Linked DNA regions of Homo sapiens: region 1 is linked to region 2. Evidence: chromatin loops called from intact Hi-C (ENCODE). Cell type or tissue: HepG2. All regions are shown on one strand. Region 1 overlaps C8A (complement C8 alpha chain). Region 2 holds the start of C8A (complement C8 alpha chain).

Evidence for each region. Peaks named below come from ENCODE experiments on the same cell type or tissue, not always from the same donor. Only the 100,000 strongest peaks of a DNase experiment are listed, where the experiment ranks them.
Region 1: it touches region 2 in a loop (8-fold over the local background); 2 of 110 quality-filtered maps call a loop at or near these places.

What each region holds. Positions count from the first base shown.
Region 1 is chr1:56,905,875-56,913,874 of GRCh38, forward strand. C8A (complement C8 alpha chain) reads left to right here. Exons shown (of 11, transcript NM_000562.3): 8 at 793-918; 9 at 2,082-2,239; 10 at 6,529-6,751. Among named protein-coding and RNA genes, the nearest start is that of C8A, 55 kb to the left of the region's middle. In HepG2, no CTCF peak of the experiment used is centred here; DNase peaks (open chromatin) are centred at 2,867, 3,257, 4,847, 5,837 and 1 weaker place.
Region 2 is chr1:56,851,140-56,859,139 of GRCh38, forward strand. C8A (complement C8 alpha chain) reads left to right here and starts at 3,658. Exons shown (of 11, transcript NM_000562.3): 1 at 3,658-3,839. The coding sequence starts at 3,763. In HepG2, no CTCF peak of the experiment used is centred here; DNase peaks (open chromatin) are centred at 1,542 and 3,572; H3K4me3 peaks cover 2,425 bases.

The sequences.
Region 1 (8,000 bases), 55 kb after region 2:
AGGGTTGGAAACCCAGCTCTGTTTATTTACATAGCAATGTGGCTTTACTGCTTTGAGAATTATTTTCCTCATCTACAAAATGCAGGTTCCTCAGTGGGTCCTCAGATGTAGACAAATACAGAGATGGCTAACGTGGGCCTGACAGTCTTTACGGAGTCTGAAGGGCAGGTAAACTTTCCATGGTGATCCATCCATCTTCTAGCAAGACTTTGGCCTCTCTGGGGCGCAAAGAGGATCTGGACAAAGAGAATTGTGATGAAGATGATCATTCAGGCACAGAGAACATCGGTAGCTCTGAAAAAAGAGGGAATTATTCAGATCTAAAAATAGTTCATGGAGTAAATGACATTTGAATGGAAGCTTGAGTAGCCTTTGGAAAGATGATGGAAAGGGAGGAGGAGGGGCATTTAGAGTAGGGACAAATATGTGCAAAAGTTCAGGGTAATGGTGCCTATCATGGCCCGGGCACTGAGGTAGGCATGGGGGCAAATGCAGAAGGATGAGATAGAATTATTGCCTCAAGGTGGCTCAATAAAGAATGGTCAAAGGAAAGAGTGCTAGCATTTTTTACCAACTAGTATGTGCAACACATATCTCTTCTCATTTCAAGAATTATTTTGGTTGGAACCATGCAGAAGAGAAAACTGAAATTGGATTAAAGAACCGGGCTTTCAACCCAGGCCTTTTGGACTCCAAAGCTGAAGCTAGCTTTTACTACTCTGACATAGTTGTACCATGTCAAGTGTCTTTTAATAACTCAGCATTTTGTGTTTCTCTGTCTCCCTGTTGCAGGTATTACCAGCAGAGATATCACGACATGTTTTGGAGGCTCCTTGGGCATTCAATATGAAGACAAAATAAATGTTGGTGGAGGTTTATCAGGAGACCATTGTAAAAAATTTGGAGGTGGCAAAACTGGCAAGTGTTTAGTAATAGATCTCCCAAAAAGAGAAGCCAGGCTTTCCTTTGGACACACACTGGGACATGGAAGCTATTTTTTTTCCCAGTTGATTGCATTTTAGTCAATGATCAGACTGCATAGACGCTAAATACCCCAAAACAATGACCTGCAGTGGCTTTATTTTGAATCTACCATGGGCTTAAAATCACCTTAGAAATACCTACCTTTATACGGGGCACCCTCCTAGATTTCAAGGGTTAGACAAAGGTCCAAGTAAGAACTAGAATGAAAGGAATCTGGAAAATGGGCTGTTTGAATGAAGACCCATCATATTACAGTTCAGAGGGAGGAAATAAGGCTGTTGAGAGAGAATATGGTACCGAGTCCAAGCTCAAAGAATAATTATTAGAGAGGGATTGTACAGGAATATTTTATGGCATTTCCTGAACAAGTCAGTTGGGGTGTTCATGTGTTCATTTACTCATCCATTCATCAAACAGGTATTGAGTTTTTTTCCCCAAGTGGGAGACACAGAGGATACAGGGATGATGAAGAAGTTTATAATGCAGTGGGTGGAATAGATATTAATCAGGTTCAAGCTATTCCTATTGCATTAGGTTACCTGTACCTCAGGGCCTTAAGTCAAATTGTTTCTTCTCTCTTTCTATCCTCTCTTCATTTACCTGGCAAATATTCACTAACCTTTGTAGACAACTCACCTTTCTTTCTGACTGCCTCCCACACCCCCTACTGTATAGCTAACTAGTTTCTTTCACTGTGCCCACATTGAGTCCTATAGTAACATCTGTTGTACCTATAGCACCTATAATATTTGATTGAACCTATTCGGCATATAGCAGGCACTGAGTAAATATTTGATGTAAGAATGAATGAGTGAATGAATGAATAAATGAATGACCACCCATTTCCTGTTCCCCTTATCCTCCATGTGGTCTGGGCTGTCCTCTCAGTATTTCTCCACTCCAGAGGATGGGTCTATTTCTGAGTCTTGGTCCTTCCCTTCTGCCTTGTCCTGCTAGCTAACCAAGAAGAGAAGAAGAATGGTAAACATCTAAGGAAAACATGTAAACTTTCTTCCAAATCTCATTAGTGGGGTTTGTCAACCAGTCCTTGGGCTTTTTGGGAAATGAGTTAATGCAGTTTATCCTCTTGATGGCAGAAAGGGCCAGGAAGGCCATGGCTGTGGAAGACATTATTTCTCGGGTGCGAGGTGGCAGTTCTGGCTGGAGCGGTGGCTTGGCACAGAACAGGAGCACCATTACATACCGTTCCTGGGGGAGGTCATTAAAGTATAATCCTGTTGTTATCGATTTTGAGGTAAGTCTTTTCGCAGTTGAAGAAACTCTACGTCCATGAGGAATGAAAGTGAAGCAGACCAGATCATTTCATATTTCTTATTATGAGCCCATCAAAGAACAAGATTAAATGTAATGGCACACTGAACTAGTGGCCTTGCTTGTGCCTGACTCCAGGGAGTGCATGACTTCAGACCCAGGCCACGGGACAGCTGGGATCAGAAACTGATGATCTAGTCAGTGCCTAGTTTTACACTGCTCATCCCAGAAGTTCCTCAGCATTAGGTCACATTAGGCAAATCATGATTTTTATTTATACATAAAACACTTCAAAAATCACATGGGCTAAATTAGGGGGTGGCAAACTTTTTCTGTAAAAGGTCAGATAGTAAATATTTCAGGCTTTGTGGGACACATACAATCTATAATACACAAAGTAGTAGTATTAGTTCTTCTTCTTTCTCTTCTTCATCAAATCTCTTTAAAAATATAAAAGTCATTCCTGGCTCAAAGGCCATACAAAAATAAGCTGTGGGTTGGACTTGGACCCAGGCTGCAATTTGCTACCATCCTCCACAGTTATCTCATCTCTCCATTAGAGGAACCTCTGTCATAGATACTATTCCCTCCCATTAAAAAGATTAGGAAACAGGCTCTGAAAAATCAAGTGAAAATATTTGAGGTCATATAGCTCAGAGGTGGCAATGCTTGGATTTCAGACCTTTGGACTTCGTATCCAGTTCTCACTTCTCTCTATCCTAGCACCTCCATTAAAGCAGTGGCTCTCAGCTACTAGGGGCAGTTTTCCTCCACAGAGGAAATATGGAAATGTCTGGAGATGTTTTTGATATTTTTGTCACCACCCACAGTGGGGCAAGGAGGTGTTACTGGCATCCAGGAGGCAGAGGCCTGGGATGCTGCTAAACATCCTTCCATGCACAGAACAGACCCCACAGCAAAGAAATATCTGGCCTCAAGTGTCAATACTGCCAAAATTGAGAAACCCTGCCTTAAATGCTTAACCTCACAAAGTGTGAAAAATTCTATTTTAACCACAAAGGAAGTGATTGTTCTAGCAGTTGCCAAACTATTTCTGTCCATATGTGGTGTAGTCCATTTAAGAGACTGCATTTCAGACTTTGAAGCAAAAGATCATCATTTTCTCATCCATTTTCTCCCCACCCTTGCCTATTTTTCTACATATATTTAAAATCCCAGATATGGATATAGTCCTCCTCTTAAAACATATGCCTACAGTTAAACCTAGAAGTCTATTCTAACACCCTGGTTTCTGTGAAGAAACAGGTCAGATGGATCAACCTTGATTTTATTTCTTCTTCAATAAGTAAGAGACCATTTTCATGCAACTGTAATTCACATAAGGTTTGAAAATTGATATCATCAAGCTATTAGTGATTTGAGCAAAAACTGTAAAATTGATATCAGGAGTAATACATAAACTTTCATAGGCAAGAGGTGAACTTGGTGTTTGCCTTGAGAAAAACTTCCCTGGGAAGACTCAGGGTCATCATTTGGAGAAGACCACTACAGTCTTTTGGGAAAGAGCCCAGGCTTTGGCAGGATTGGGTGAGAGGGAGGAGAAAGACATAATTTAGGTCATAGCTCAGCTGCTTTTTCAATGTGTGACCTTTGACAAGTTACTTCCCTCACTGAGCCTCAGTTTCCTGCTCTATCACATAGAGATATTTCACAAGACTCAGGAGATCAGAAGTTACTTGGTAAATGTCAGTTGAAGAAACAGGTTCAGCACAATATCTCGAAATTGGCAAATGATAGAGTCCAACTCGAGTCATGTTTGACTGACACTAACATCCTCAGTCTCTTCACAACTCATGTTGCCCCCTGAGAAGTTCGGACTCAATGCATTAAGCCACGGGCAGGCTTTATAGCAGGGAAGTAACACAGCTAGCACTGTGTTTTAAAAAGAGAATGCTCACAGGGAAATAAAGGGTGATTTGAAGAAGAGAGAGATTACAGACAAGGGGACCAGGTAGGGGTTATTTGGAGCCTGATGTTCAGAGTGGAAACAGCATGTTATTCACTTGCATATACCCCAGAGTTCAGCAGTGCTTATTTATAGCAAGTGCTTAGAGTTTGTGAATGTAGGAGTCCTGCTATGTTACGTTTGTGTTATGTTATTTTGTTATGTTGTGTTGTGTGATATATTATTATGCATTATCTTGTGTTGCTATATTGTATCATTTGACCTCTGAGTCTTTTTTCTCATCTGCAAAACGGGAACAAGATCACTGCCAATACCTTTTCAAGCTCTAACGTCCCAAGATCCCTCTTCTCCACCTCTCTCTCCTCTTTTAACTCCACCAGTCCACCCTATGGAGGGCTTCCCCTCTTCCTGTGGTTCCTGGGAGGGAGAGATCTGAGGTGGGGAACTGGATGCAGAGCCCCACTGGAAAGTCAAAGAGAAATTGCTCAATGGTCCTGGCTTTCCCTGGAACTAACAGTCATCTTTGAGAAGGCCAACAGGGCAGCCTATTCTACGCTGACTTCCTAACAATGGGACTGAATTCTCTGAACTTCCAGTAAGTGGTTTTCTCCCCTTGGCTGGGGACCCTACCAGTCCTGATATTACCTGCCTGCTGACCTCAACCGCAACCCCTGACCACAGGCCAAAGTCTGTTTGCCACAGGTCTTTCTGTACACATTTCCAGGAACTCAGACAAAGCTATTGCCAGTGCCCTCAGTTGACTTCTGTTTCCAGGGAAGTGCGACTACCGTAATGTGGCTCAGTCCTACTGCTGACTTGCTCTGGCACAGTCCTACTGCTGACTTGCTCTGTGACCTTGGCAAATCACTTCCCCTTTGGGGGCCTCAGGTTCCTCTCCTTAAAATGAGAGATCTGGAGAAGTGCCTTCCTTTTATGAAGTATTAACATGTATAACATTATAAGCATGCTGAAGATAACCACATATGCATGCAATTTGAAAAACATGGGTTTTTTTTTTTTTTTTACTATTATCACATACAACTAACAAAAATGGTGCTTTATTTTTTGTCATTCTTCCCTTGTACAGTAGTATCTCACATTCAGTACTTCTTTAGATCCTCATAAGAAATCTGGGAATTAAGTATTATTCCCATTTTCTAGATAATGAGGATCAGACTTAGACAGGGGCAGTTAGGCCACATAGCTAGAAAGTGAGTCACATTTACTTAGTTTTACCATGTGACAGGTCTTTCCCCTATATCATCTCCCTTAATCCTCACAATAATCCTGGAGGGTGTGATGACTGTTCTCCCTTTACAGATGAGGAAGGAGGCTCCGTGTGTCATGTGCCAAAGATCACACAGTCGGAAGCAGGGTAGCTGGGGTTTGAAGCCAGGTTTTCCGGCTCCAGATTCAATCCTCCTTGTGCTTCATCTACTACTTCTCAGTCGAGGCAATTGTTTCCCCCAAGGAATATTTGGCAATGTCAGGAGACAGTCTTGGTTTTCACAACTGGAAGGGGGCTGCTGGCATGTAGTGGGTAGAGGCCAGAGACTCTGCTAAACAGCCTACAATACAAGGACAGCCCACTCCTGCCAGTAAAGAATTATCCAACTTGATACGCAATAGTGCCGAAGTTGAAAAACCCTGAACTACGGTCATGTCTGGAATGGGTTGCATCAGTTGTAAATAACTCCCACCCAGCCACATGTAGCTGCCACAGTTACACCATTAGGGAAATTGCTCAGCAATGACAACAACACTACCTGTCAAGGATTTTATTAATTCCTGCATTGAAGGCTGACATTTAAAACACACACTTTTCCTGCTTCCTAAATGTGGTGGAGAGGGCAGATGAGTTGGCACAAATAACTTCTAAGCCCACTTGGGATTGGGAGTGCACAGGTTTCAGAGTTAAGTAGGTGATTCTTGTGAGGAATGCACACATTGCTCCAGGATCACTGTGAGGATTAAGGGAGATGATATAGGGGAAAGGCCTGTCATATGGTAAAAGCTAAGTAAATGTGCCTCACGTCCTAGCTGTGTGGGCTGGGACTTTTAACTGCCCCTCTCTAAACCCGATCTTCATTATTATTTCTTAATAATTGTGTGCTTCTGAGCCAGTCACTTAAACACTGAGCCTCCCTTTCTTCTGCTAGGAGCTGAGGAGTTTAATACCTATGTCACAGAATGGCTGTGAGGATCCAAGGTGGTGGGATAAATTGGGTGTCTGTGTCTGTGCCTGGCATGTATCAGGCCTTCCAGAAGCTTGGTGGCCGGTTCTTGGGCTCTGGGAAGGTAGATAGAGCCCAGGGAGGGGCCCTGTGTTCTTTCTGTGCCCACAGATGCAGCCTATCCACGAGGTGCTGCGGCACACAAGCCTGGGGCCTCTGGAGGCCAAGCGCCAGAACCTGCGCCGCGCCTTGGACCAGTATCTGATGGAATTCAATGCCTGCCGATGTGGGCCTTGCTTCAACAATGGGGTGCCCATCCTCGAGGGCACCAGCTGCAGGTGCCAGTGCCGCCTGGGTAGCTTGGGTGCTGCCTGTGAGCAAACACAGACAGAAGGTAAGGTCCGTGCATCCCCACCCAGTTCCAGCCTGTCCCAGCTCAAAGGGGCCAGTGCAAAAAGGACTTTTGGGGTTCCCGGCCCCTCCTTTTGGAGCTCTCCTAGCCAATACCTAGGAGCCACCCTTGAGAGTTCTGTTACTCACCCATCACATTTAGTGGTTCTTGTGCTTTGTCCTTGCCATCAAGACCTTTTCTCAGATGAGAACTGTTTTTCGCCAAGATGTATATGGACAACAGGATTCATTTCTGGAGGAATAAACTAGTTTCCTAGGGCTACCATAACAAATCATCACAAATTAGGTGGCTTATAACAACAGAAGTGTATTGTTTCAGACCTCTGGAAGCTAGAAGTCCAAAGTCAGGTGTGTTGGCTAGGTTGGTTCCTGCCAGAGACTGGGGGAGTATGTGGTTCAAGTCCCTCTCCTATCTTTTGGTAGTTGTCAGCAATCCTTGGCATTTCTCGGCTTATAGATGCATCGCTCCAGTCTCTGCCTCTGTCTTCGTGTGGCATTCTTCCCTCTATAACTCTGTTTCTCTTCTTATAAGAACCACCAGTCACTGGGTTTGAGACCACCCTAATCCAGCATGACCTCATTTTAATGTGATTTCATCTGCAAAGATCCTATTTCCAAATAAGGTCATGTTCACAGGTAACAAGGGTTTGCCTTGAACATATCTTTTGAGGAAACACAATTAAACTCACTAAAAGAGATAGGTAGTTGTCATTATAGTGTAAGAAGTTATGACTAAAAACAAGGTTTGGGCAAGGAAGGTTTAAATGCAGATAACTGCAACATGAACCAACTGGTACCAGGGAAGAAAGTTATCAAACAAGCATTAAAAGTCCATTGCTTAAAAATGAAGAAGTCTGGGGACTTGGATGTGAATCCCAGATACTTTACTAAGTCACTGTGAGACACTAATTGTTCACATCTTTCTGGGGCTTAGCTTTCTCATCTATGTTCCCTTTTAGCCCCAAGAGTATGCATGTTCCAATTCCTAAGCTCCCACTTTTTCAGGCACATAAAACTGTTTGTATGGTACATAAAATGATGGCAAAATGTATGGACTACCTAATCAATGTACACATTAACCTAAATTGGCTATTGCAATGAAGAAAACACAAAGGGAAAAACAAAGAAGTCTGGATGGGAAATCCAAGGTATTACAATTGACTCCAGAAAACAAAGGGTTGAAGCACAGGGTGGAGGGGGCTGAAGCCATGTGGCTCAATGGCCATGTGAAA
Region 2 (8,000 bases):
TCATAACTCACAGGCTGACTTAGATAGTGAAAAGTGTTTCCCTAAGACAGGCAATGTGTTTTCAAAATGAATTGCCATCTCCCTGTCTGTTCTGCGTGGTATTTTATAACTATCTATCTTTGATAACAAAATGCTACAATTAAGGTGGAATCCACATATGCAAACCTAACAATTTTTTGGCATTTCCCATTCATCTTAGAACAGTTGGGCTGAAAGCAGATAGATGCCCCTCCCCCATCCCAGTGCAGGCATGCACACATGCACACACACACTCACTCATAGAGGCACTGAACACTCACTCCACTCACTCCCATTTCTTATTAGCTTTTCTCCTTTGATTTCATCCTGTGATGATTTTGCTTTCTTTGTCCCCTAGAAATTATATTCGTTCTCTGCTAAAGCATAATAGATCATCAGACTTGGAGCTGGAAGGCCCAGGCCTTAGTCCTGATATACCACTTAGCAGTTGCACCAGACCAAAAAGATCTGAAGTTTTGCAGTTGGACGGATTATAAATCCATGACTCCAAGACTCGCCTGCTGTGTGATTGCAGGCAAATTACTTAACCACCCTGAATTTCAATATCCTTATTTTCAAAACTGCATTAGTATTACTGGCCTTCCACGGTTGCTGTGAAGATTAAGTAGACATGTAAGGTGGCAGGCACTGGGCTTGGGATTCCAAACATCTTAGTTTCATTTTCCCCCTCAATCGCTATCTGTCTGACTCTCAAGATTCTCTTCAGGATAACGATTTTTTTTTTTTTTTTTTGAGCTAGGGTCTGGCTCTGACACCCAGGCAGGAGCACAGTGGCGTGATCTTGGTTCACAAGATCTGATGATCCTCCCACCTCTGCCTCCGAGCTCAGGTGATCCTCCCACCTCAGCCTCCCAAGTATCTGGGACTACAAGTGTATGCCACCATGCTTGGCTAACTTTTGTATTTTTTGTGGAGACAGGGTTTCACCATGTTGCCCAGGATAGGATAATGATTTTTAATCTCATGAGATTATTTTGAGAATCAAATGAGAAAATATGTCTAATCATATTCTGAAATAGTAATCTATTTTTAATTGCTTATTTGCTTATTCACTCAATCAACAACAATTTCCTATTAAAGATTTTATTGTTAAGTGATATGGATGATTATAAATAAGAATCAGACACAGAACTTACACTAAAGACATGTTCATTCTCCAGTTACGCCCTGCTCCCCTAGAAGAATATGAAACAAAAATTATAAGTGCTGCTAGCACATTTATGAGGTTGAGCTTCCAAGCAGACACCTTTTAGATGGAGCCACCAGCAAAAGATCCATGATGGATCTGACATTTGAGAAGATGCTTGGCAAAAAGGGAGGAGATGACGGATGAAGATAGTTCAGATGGAAGGCCCAGTGTGAGCAAAGCCACAGCAGCAGCAAAGCATGAGGAAGGTGAAGGGAACCTAGACTATGCTGTGGGGGATCATTGCAGAGTTGTGGTTGATAAGGCTGCAAAAATGGGCTGGGACTCATTTATGGAGGAATTTGGACTTTTACTCTTAGAGATAATGGGGGAGCCACTGCAGCTTTCTGAGTAGGACAGTGATGTTGTCAGAGATTGTTTCCTTGATGATGAATCCAGCAGTGCTAGAGAGGGAGGGTTGAAGTGAGAAGTGGAGGCCCACTAGGAGTGGGTAATGAGAGTTACAGAGAGATGAGGCCCTGATATGGATCAAAGACAGTGAGGATGAAGGAGAGAAGCTTGGCAGGAAAATATTACAGAGGAATATGGTGGGGTATAAGGGACCGTGCTGGGGGTGGGGTGGGAGAGGTGATAAAGGTTAAGGAAGAGTCCTAAAGCCATTGAGGGCTTGGGTAAGGAGAAAAGACATCAGAGACATTTAGAGAAGGAGCTGCTTTAAGAAGGAAGACCCGATTGCTTTTATTTCAGGGATCAGGGGAAGGCAGACCAGTTTTTCTGTGGGGCAGTGTTTCCCAGCCTAGGTACTCTTGATATTTTGGGCCAGACAATTTTTTGTCCTGGGCACTGTAGGATGTGTGGCAGCATCCCTGGCCTTTACGCACTAGGTGCCAGTAGCACAACTCCCCAAGTTGTGATAACATAAATATCTCTGAACATTGCCAAATATCCCCTGAGGGCAAAATCACCCCCAGTGGAGGACACTGTTGTAGCGGAGGTTGTCTCCTCATGAGAAAAGCTGTGGGAGGAGTGGGGGAACTTGAGCTACACTTCCCAGGGGGCTCTGTGGATCTGTTTCAGGAACTTTGACTACGGATGAGAAAGGATGGAAGTTGGTAGAAAGAGGTGGCCTCCAGATGTGCCATCCTGAACTGGCCCCAGGGTGTCCAGATAGAATACCCTCCATTGTCCTCCATATCTTCAGTGAAAGCAAAATGAAATGCTAGTCACGCTGGAATATTGTGGAGCAAACAGAAAGTGTGGTTTTCAAAGTAGGGTAGAACTGAGGCCAAGAGGACCAAGGAGTCAAAATGAAAAGAGGTAGGAGAAAGAGAGACACAGAAATCACAGGCTCCGGGGACTTCCCAGGACCCAGAATCCACATTTACTTCTGTCAAGTTTACCAAAATCTCTGAGAAAAGGGAGATGATAACAATTTGGTGCCTTTAAAAAAATCTCCGCATTTAAATCAGAAACACATTTTCTTAAGCATACAAGTCATTCATTAAAATTTCTCCTAACTTTGAGATCAGTAATGATACTACTGGACAGTCCTGCTAATGAGAGAATCTAAATATTCCCAAGGATATTGAGACAGCTATACAACCTTGGGCAAGTTAGTTACTTTCTCTGGGCCTCCATTTCTTCATCTTCATTAATTCCATCTAAATGGAATTAATAATTTCCATCTCATATCCCTGCTATGAAAATTAAATAAGACATATGAAATGCCTGCCACATAGTAGCCATTAAATTATTGTCTGTGTATCTATCCATCATCTATGTATTTACCTACCTATCTATCCATCCATCTCAATTTAATTTAATTTATGTCTTGAAGAGTAAGAGATTTTAGGCAGGTATGGCACCATTAGTCCTGATGTGTGGTTTTATTGACATTATAATTCTAGAGAGTGCTTCTGGAGATGTCTATTTAAGACATTTGGCCCCCTCAATAAACAGATACCCTGGATCTCAATGATGCCCAATGTCTGTATGAAAAGTGGAAAGTCCATTGAATTACACATATATTTCAGGATTTAGATGTTTGGCAACGTACAGTAGAACCTTCATGTAATGGTTAGCATTTCCTACATTTTTCTGAGTGCTTTATGTCTGAGTTGATATACCAATATTAGCCTTGTTTCAGTCTTGCAAAATAGATTGATCTGACCTCAGAAGTTCCAAGAGACACTGAAAAAGACCAGGAATTCTAGAACTGCATCTTGGTTTGGTTTTTGCCTCCTTTTGAAAATAAGACCTCTTTGCTAAGCTGGTATTAGTTAAATATCTTCCTTTCCTTAACCACACGGATATTGTTTTTCAAAAGGTCTAAAGGGCAGTGGCCTTTGGTGCCTGGAACACTTTTAGAGTATTTAGGTAATCAATACCCTGGTTACTATTTAACCATATTTGAAAGAGAATCAAGTGAGTTCTGTGCAAATCAATGTGTATCTGGGTGAGTTTCCAACATCAGATAGATCTTACAGGTCCCAGCCTGTAGACATCTTTTACTCCAATTTCCTGAATAGATAGCTTTATTCCTTCAAGGTAATATAGTGCGGTGGCTTCTGGCTGAGATGTTTGCTGTTGTTTTCTTCATCTTGTCTTTGATGACTTGTCAGCCTGGGGTAACTGCACAGGAGAAGGTGAACCAGTAAGTGGGCCATATGTCTCTGCAAAACTTGCACGTAGGAATCACCTGCTGGGGAACTAAGACACTTTTATGTTTGCAGCAGAGGCTGTGTTAGAATGGAAAATAACCTCTTTTCATGTTATTACTACTCCTGTGGAGGAGGATGGGACAGTGAAAAGACCGTGCACTTGGAGTCAAATTGGTCTATGTGTAAATCACAGCTCTAATGCTTAGAAGCTGAATAATTCAGGGTAAATCATCTCATCGGTTTGATCCTTAGTTTCCCTAGCTGTAAAATGAGAATAATAATACCTCTTCTATAAGAGTTAATGTAGATAAAATAAGATCCTGAATATAAAATGTACTCAGCTTATAGTAGACACTTAATAAATGACAGTTCTCCTGAGTGGTGCTGAACAGTTAACTTAACCCCTACTTTCTTATCTGTAAAAGAGCATCATAAGAGTGCTGTCTCATAGTTTTGGGGGAGGATAAAATTAGATAATGTGTTCAAAATCACTGTGGGGAAGGCAAAGGACTATAGAGATGCTGGGTCATTTGATTCTAAAAATGACTTTATCTTTTGCTATGGGATAATAGAGGGAGGTGATGTAGTTTCATATGTACATTGTGTTTTACCCATTCTATTTTCTTGAGATTTCCAAGCTTGCTTCATGGGTTTTTTTTTTTTGGTATCTTAATATTAAGTATTTTGTGGAGCCTAAGCAGTCCTTTATTTCACCTTCGGGATAGCTTTAAAGCAATCCCTGTCTCCCAAACATTAAAGATTTTAAATAGAATTATTTAATTCTAATTCTTGATAGATGATGCAATTTTGAATCATTAGTGCTTTTAAATGCTAGAGCAAGTGAGAATTCCTTTAAGTAACAGTTCAGAAGGGAGGAAAGCATTTTTAAAAGCAGTTAATTTGTAACTTGTATTTAAAGGAAATACAATTTTGAAATCAGAAAATTCATCTGTAATAATTAGAAGATAAAGGCAAGAGAACTGTGTAAAGGAAATCTCCGCCGAGATATTCTTAATTATAAAAGCTTATCATTGTAATCCTTTTTGAAAATGAACAAAGAGTCTTGATGTTTGATGAACTTATCAAACAAGACAGACCAGTGAAGGGGCAAATTTCAAGTCAAGGCAAAATGGAACCAATTAAATACTTTACAAAGTGCTGAAGGAGGAAATCATGAGGTCTTTGTATCTAATGCCAGTGTGTCTGACACTGACTTTGAAAGTGAAAAACTACATGGTGAAATGATTTTATTAGGTTCAAATTCTGGCACTGACATTCACTAGCTGTCTGATCTCAGGCAAGTTATTTAATTTTTCCAAGCTTCATTTTCCTTACCTGTACAATGGGAGGAAAGTAAGAACAAAAATTAAATGCATGAAAGTACTTAGATCAATACCTGTTACCTATTACCTAGTAATCATTCAGTGAAAGCTGTCACCAGTGCTGCTGTGTGATTGTTATTGTTATTTTTTGGTATTTCCATTCCCTTGATGGTTGACAATAATCAGACAAAACAAATTTATAATATGCCAATTGGCATGGATCTTTCTGATCAGTCAGAGATTTTAAACTTTATTTTTAAGTAATAGCACTCTTTTTCCCTGCAAAATAAAATTTCACATGAACCCTAACATTGAAAACATATTATATAGTTTTACATTTTAATGGTACACATTTATTTTATAAGTTCATGTTTAACATTTGCTTATTATAAAATCTTAAAAATTTGTTGAGAAAAACATTTTAAAACAATGGTGATGGAAGGAAGTTATAATCTTCAGCCTAAAAATCAGTGGATCTCTATTACATATTTTATACAAATTTATTTTATAAGTTCATGTTTAACAGTTGCTTATTATAAAATCTTAAAAATGTGTTATTTGAGAAAAACATTTTAAAACAATGGTGATGGAAGGAAGTTATAATCTTCAGCCTCAAAATCTGTGGGTCTCTATTACATATTTTATACAAATAACACCTTTCATTATGTGTGTTGCTTAGAAGTTTTTAATTTCAAGTTTCTAATTTGCTTAGAAGTTTTAATTGCAGTTCTTTTAATGTATTGGGATTTGTTTTTTACTAAGAGTGTGATCAACCTTAGTGAATATTCCATATGCTCAAAAAAGTGCATTATTCTGTTGTTCAGTGTAGTTCCAAGTCAATTAAGTCAAGTTGGTTGTTAATGTCACTCAAGTTTTCATCTTGTTCTATTGATTACTGAGAAAAGAATGTTGCAATCTCCAACTGTATTTGTGGATTTGCCTACTTACAGTTCTATCAGTTTTTGCTCCATGTATTTTAAAGCTCTGTTATTAAATACACACACACACACACACACACACACATCTAGAGTTATTCTGACTGCTTGATAATTTACCCTTTTATTATCATGAAAGGCTTCCATTATCCCTGGCAATGGTCCTTGTTCTGCAACCTATTATGTTTATTATTAATACATATAGTTATGCTTGCTTTCTTATGATCTGTGTGTGCATGGCAAATCTTTTTCTATTATTTTATTTTAACTTATATGACTATATTTAAAAATATAATTCATGTGAACATACATAGATGAGGCTTGCTTTAGCTAGTCTAACAATCTCTGTCTTTTGATTATAGTAATTAGACCACTTATATCAAATATAATTATTGATATGCTTGGGTTTGAGTTCACCATTTTACAATTTGTTTTCTATGTGTCCCATGTCTTCCTTGTTTCTATTTTTTTCTTTTTTTGGGCCATCTTTTAGATTTATATTTTTCTAATTCCAAGGTGGTATGGTTCTGTGGGTTATAGTTTTCATCAAATTTGAAAATTTTTGCCATGATTCATTCATATATGTTTTCTGCCCCATACACTCTCATCTGTCTTTCTTATAGTCCAATTACAGAGATGCTAGCCTGCTTGATAAAGTCCCACAGGTCAGTGATGCTCTTTCTTATTTTGTTGTTGGCAGTTTATTTTCTGTTTCATTTTGGTTTCTATAACTCTATATTTATTAATTTTTTGTTCTGCAATGTTTAATCTGCTGTTAAGCCTGTCCAGTGAATTTTAAATTTCAGTTAATATAATTTTCAGCTTTAAATGTCTCATTTGGTACCTTCTACTATCTTCTACTACCCTTCTCATTATCCTCTTAATTCTCCTCAAATATTGGAGCATATTTACAATAACACTTTTAATGTTCTTGTATGCTGATTCCATTATTTCTGTTTCGTTGGTCTTTAGAATTAGGAAGGATTTAGTATCTAGCTTAATCCACTCATGTTGCAGAGCAAGAAACTGAACCTTAGAGAGAGAAGGGGAGTATTCAATAACAAGATAACTCAGATAGGCATTTATGAATACTGGCCAATTTAACCCTTATTACATTCTTCTAAGAGTGTTGATTTTACTATCCATCAATTGAAGGCCAAAATTTTCAACCCAATATTTCCATTGATGAAAAGCAGAATTCCTTAGGGGAATTTAAAAAATGTGAATGAAGACCCCAAACATAGAGGACAACTATCTAAGCTTCTAAAGTTTTTCTTTTTGCTAAGTAGGCCTATAGGCAGTTGATCCTAAAGAAGTTTCAATCATGATGTCCCTTTTTATTTTATTGCTTTTATGGACATCAGAGTATGTTTACCAAAGCATCTTGGGCCAAGGCCATGTGAATATTTTTAATAGTAGTCCAGAAGACTGAAAATTGATATGTATTCAGGAAACATGAATTTTTAATTAATGAAAACAATTGGAGTAGTGGGTGTGACTCAAAAGCGAATCATGTAATATGGAAACTGTTATTCAGGGTAACTAATCTTTAGCAATACTTCAGGTGGCATTGGGTCTGGGCTATGAAGTATAATCAATCTGGGATTAAGTCCTGGCATCACCACGTAGTGGCTATGGAAGTTGCGCCAGTTGCTTAAACTTCCTAAGCTTCATTTTTTGTTTCATCTATGAAATGGAGATAATACATATTTCTTAGAGTTCTTGTCAGGACTTTAGTAAGTTTATATAAAGTACTTATAACAGAACCTGGTACATGGTAAGCCTTTAGAAAATTATTTTTATTACCCTATTTCTCTTTTGTCAGAAATCCTTCAGAATACATCTCAGAATGCTTAAAAAATGCATAGGCTTTGGAGTCTTTGTTGGTTTGAATTCT